Regions from separate parts of the Mus musculus genome. Here region 1 is linked to region 2. Evidence: chromatin loops called from intact Hi-C (ENCODE). Cell type or tissue: heart. All regions are shown on one strand.

Region 1 (2,500 bases), 73 kb before region 2:
TTGGGGGTTCAAACTCAGTTACTTGAATGGGAAGCCCTTTAACTCTTCCCCCTACCATATCCTGCACTCCCCTCTCTCCCTCTTCCTCCCCCCACCCCCGTCTCAAATTCATCAACAAGGACACAGATGTTGTCTCTCTGCAAAGGATAAAAGATGAATGTGTATTTGTATTGCTTAACTTAAAAATGTTTTTGGAACTGGCAAATTTGCAATAAGTTTATTATGCATAGACTTCTAATATTATTTTGGTTCTGTGTAAATTAAACTTTCTTTATTTGAGAAAATCCACTAGACATTCTTTCTATAATATGGCTCATGTGTTTTGATGGGCTTGTCCATCTGCAAAATTGGAAATAAATAGAAAAATAGCAAACCAAAGTAGTAAACAGTTATGCTCAATATTCTGTTTTCAAGGTACCTTAATTATTAATAATGTATGTATTAGTATCTATTTTGTTGTCTATAGTGGATATTTATTTATCCATTTTTTTGTGTGGAGTATGTGGATGTATATGCCAGGGCACATATATGGGAGATCAAGGCCACCTTTGGCAGTTGGTCCTCTCTGTCATTGTGAGGGTCCAGAGGTCAAAGCTGGGTCTTCACGCTTGCTAGTGCCACCTGTTTCATTTTTAAACAAAAAAGAAAATATTATTATTCTTAAGACATTGAAAATAATTCGTAAGAGTTTTTAATGATGTGAGAAAATGTTTAAAATATGCCAGATGAAAAAAAGTCAGCACAAGGAGACTTCCCTAACTATGAAACTGTAAGCTTGTCTGTGTAACTGCGTGTAGAGTCTGATATTAAAGAAAGAATACCAAAACACAAACGATGCTTTCAGAGCATAGACATCAGAGGCAGGCCTTCTTTTCTTTTTCTTTTTTTCTAATTTTATTTTTTAAAATAAACTATCTACAATGACCATGAGACAATTTCACATGGAGAGATGGCGGGAGTGTCCTTTGTGTCCTGATTAGCACACATACTGCAGGTGGGTACTTTTCATGGGGTCCTCACAGCAGTGCAGGGGGTGACAGTGCTTCTGTCCTCTAGACAGAGAAAGACCCAAGGCACAGAAGGGTTAAGTGCCCAAGCCTGCCCAAGGTTCTGTCCACACTTCCTGGTCCTGACTCTGACGTCACACCTGACTGATTAGAACGGCGGGCGTCCCAGGTGCATCTTGGGTACATGTTTTCTTGCTGAACTGGTGATCATTACAGCCGCAGCATAAGTAGCAGATGGGAGTGTGGAGGTTCACAGGCTCTGATGGGCATGTGGTAATTTTCCATTGTGACAGGCCAGAAGTCCAGAGAGATCCTTAAAGAACCCCTAAATCCTCACCTCTTTCCAGTGAAAAGTCTGTGTTGGAGACGGAAAATGCTTGACTTGTTAGAAAACTGCCTGGACTAACGTGAGGCTAGCTGGCTGCGTGGGTGGAAAGTTATTTACTTAAAAATTGAATTCTTGATTTGCATCCAACCTTTTCTAATGACCCATTTAAGGAAAGGGAAGCACTCCCTCGTGGGACCAGTTTACAAAGTCTTGAGAAACCTGCAACTGAGTTTATCTTACAAAGGGCGCATCCCTGACTCAGCCTGGAAGTCAGGAGTCTTGCAGGAATGCAGAGGGCTCCCTAGACAGATGAAGGACCCTGATTTCACTGCAGAAGCATCTTTTTAACAGCAGGCAGCATCAAGCCCTCAGCTTCAGACCAGTCCGGACACGCTTCTCCAGTACAAGCTGCCTAGAGTGATGCTTCTCGGTTCATGGCTTTCCCTAAAGACATCCCCCTTTCTCCCTTACTACAACTGCCCATCCCCCAGCCTCAATCTATTTTCTGGAAAGGTCTATAGTCTCTTTGAAGACAGCTCTGTTTGTTTTTTTTTTGTTTTTTGTTTTTTGTTTTTTTTTTTGTTTTTTTTTTTTTTACGAACAGTTGGAGAAACTATTTAAATGAGCACGCACACTCCATACTAGACATCTGCAGGACTAAGTTCTCTAACAGTTTTCTGATGGCACAGTGGTGGGATGGGCTTGGTGATAATCCAGAGAATTGCAGAGGGAAGGGGCTGGAGCAGGAAACCTAGGCTCCCAAGGCTGACTTGCTGTAAAACTGGGTTAAGGGTCAGCTCTCCCTCCAAGTAACTGAGGCCTGTCTCTAAACTCTCTCGAGAACGCTCCTTCAGCGCAAAGCACCTTTGATCGCTGCCTGTTCTTCAGCCTGGGCAGACACAGAGAAGGCCTGCAAGAAAACACAATGCCCTGATTTTCTTTCTGTCTGTCATGGACTCGAGGCCAACAGTGTGCTGTGGTGAATGACGTCATAAAGTAGCTAGGCATCATTTAACGTTTCTCTTTAAGCTATTTCTATTTTTTAGTGTATGTATGTATGTATGTATGCACATACATACATAACACGTATCTGTGATGTATAGGGGAGTACCATGGTACATGTGTACAAGTCAAAGGACAACTTGTGGGAGTCAGTTCTCTCTTT
Region 2 (2,500 bases):
GCTACTGTGAGTGGGACGACAGCTTAGTTACTCTTTACACTTCTCAGAGCCTACAAGGTGGACCCAAGTTTGACTTTACTCAAGGAAAGTAAAAAAGGAAGGAAGAAAGGAAGGAAGGAAGGAAGGAAGGAAGGAAGGAAGGAAGATTGTACAAAGCATCCAAAGACACAGATATTTACATTACAGTTCATAACCGTAGCAAAATTACAGTTATGAAGTAGCAATAAAAATAATTTTATGGTTGGGATCACTACAATATGAGGAGCTGTGTTAAAGGGTCGCAGAATTAGGGAAATTGGAAAAGAAGGGATAAACTGGACAGTCAACCAGGAGTGACAAGAAATCGTTTGATACACTGTCGAGCAAATGCTACCAGTAGGATAAGTGATCGTCTAAGGCTTCAACAACGTCACGGCAAAGCCTAGAACAGGAGGCCAGGAAATAAATGAAGAAAACCCAAAGCTTGCAAGTGACACCTGGCTGCCACTAGGCTCAGTGACAGAGGTGGGCTCCTGGGTCCATTCCCAGCATCCAGGAAGGGAAAACACAAATTGGAACGTCCGAATGTTTATTTTTCAGTTTCATTTTTTGTTTTTCTGCGCTTTGGAGGAATTCACTCAAACCCACTGCGGGCTTCCTCAACGTGAGAATCATCCTTCCTGGAACCCCCGTGGCTACAGAAGTCACGCTCAAATTCTCTCAGGCTTCATGTTGCAGTTCCTCGGTCACCTCGGGAACGGGAGTGGGGTGCCAAGTGGCCTTTAGACCTAATCCAGGGCCCTTGTCCATGGCAGACACGTGCATTTACTGCACCGCCCTGTGCAGCGGACCAAAGGGACTGACAGAATGATCTGCTAGCCACTGCGTGTTCAGGCAGGGCTTTGGAACTGCCCTCTGCTACCAGGAGTGGTCCAGGGGCTTTGATACATCCTCTGCTAGGGCCTCAGCGTACATCGAAAGCAGAGGAAAAGTAAGACTCCCTTGACTTTCAACTTAAGTCCCTTCAATGACACTCCTTTCTCCCCAGCCAGCCACCCAGGCTGGTCATCCAGGGATCAGCCCGGGAGCCTGGGTCTCCGCAGTACCTGGATCCGCCTGCGCCGAAGGGGCAGCTCGGTGCTCCGCGGCGCTGTTGAATCACGGTTGAGTCACCCCTTTCGGGGTCTCGGAGTTTCCTACAGGAGGGGAGTGGGCGGGGCAGGGGTGTGGACTGATCGGGAGCCGCCCACCGCGAAAGCGAGTGACCCGGGCCGGGGGGCGGGGAGTCGCGAGCTTCGGCGGAGGCGGCGCGGGGTGGAGAGGAGCCGGTGTCCGCGCGGCCCTTTATAACGCACCCCGCGCCGACCCCGGCAGCCTGGGTACAGCCGGTACCCATCACTCGCTCCCTCCGATCGCTCCTGTAGCGTAGCCAACGCGCCGCCGCTGAAGCCCCGAGACCTCGCCTCCAGCCCTTGGACATGGCGATCCTCGTGCGCCCGCGCCTCCTAGCGGCTCTCGCGCCCACGTTTCTCGGCTGCCTCCTCCTCCAGGTGACCGCGGGTGCAGGTGAGTGGCATTGGTCCTGAGAAGCCGGGGGCGCTCCGCCCGCGGGAAACAGAGAACCTATCTGGCTAGCTGGGGGGGGAGGGGGGGTGCTGCTCTGGTTCCTTGGGGACACCAAGGTGTCCGGCTGTACCTGTGGATTTGGCTGCGCTCGCCCTGAGGATTTGAATGAACAATGGGATGGAAGGTAGTTGGTGCCCGGACTCCTGGCAGTTGTCACTGCTAAAGATGCCTGCTTTGTGCGTCCACCGCGGTTGCATAAGATAAAACTGAGATTCCAGCTTTAACTCTGAGGGAGAGTTTCCTAGATGTTGGGCCCTTGAAGGTGGCAGGCTCGTGGGCCCGCCTTTGCCAAAGTCGGCGTGCTTTGCGCTTTGCGTGGCTTGCATGTTATCTCTGACAAGGTGTGCGCCTTCCCGTAATAAATAGGTGTTCTTGTGGCCTTTGGTTTCGGTCTGATAGAAGCAAGGCTGTTGTAAACTCAGGCAAGACAGAGTGCATACCCACATCTACCCAGTGCTGAGTTGAGGCAGAGGCTGAAACCAGGGGGCTTGCAAAACGAGACGTTGATGACAGCACTTTAATGGAATAGCATCCCACCATGTGACAGGTGCCACGTGGGCTGCACGTCTGACGAGCTCTCCTTGAGAATTTCAGTGTAAAGATATTTTAGATTACAATGGGAAAAGTCCGGTTAGACTCTTTTTTTTTTTTTTCGTTTATGTGCATTCCTGACTCTCACGTGTGTGGGGGACTAGCCCTGTTTGGAATTTATTCAAACCCTTCCTTGCGGCCTCTCCGACGGCTTCGGAAGAGTCCGGGACTCTCTGGCACCTTGGGCCCTCCTTCTGTGTCGTTTTAAAGTGGGCTTTCCCTGGAATAGTTTAAAGGAGGACTTCAGGATCTTCAGCTCTTTCCACGGATTGCAGTATGGGTGTTGCCTAGAGGACTATATGGC

The links. Peaks named below come from ENCODE experiments on the same cell type or tissue, not always from the same donor. Only the 100,000 strongest peaks of a DNase experiment are listed, where the experiment ranks them.
Region 1: a loop joins it to region 2, with 3.0 times the contacts of the local background. A loop is called at or near these places in 3 of 42 quality-filtered maps.

The regions. Positions count from the first base shown.
Region 1 is chr3:121,649,027-121,651,526 of GRCm38, forward strand. No RefSeq gene overlaps it. Among named protein-coding and RNA genes, the nearest start is that of A730020M07Rik, 3.8 kb to the left of the region's middle. In heart, no CTCF peak of the experiment used is centred here; DNase peaks (open chromatin) are centred at 1,265 and 1,425; H3K27ac peaks cover 354 bases.
Region 2 is chr3:121,722,258-121,724,757 of GRCm38, forward strand. F3 (coagulation factor III) reads left to right here and starts at 1,280. Exons shown (of 6, transcript NM_010171.3): 1 at 1,280-1,545. The coding sequence starts at 1,458. In heart, CTCF peaks have their summits at 467 and 1,466; DNase peaks (open chromatin) are centred at 804 and 1,304; H3K4me3 peaks cover 2,047 bases; H3K27ac peaks cover 1,887 bases.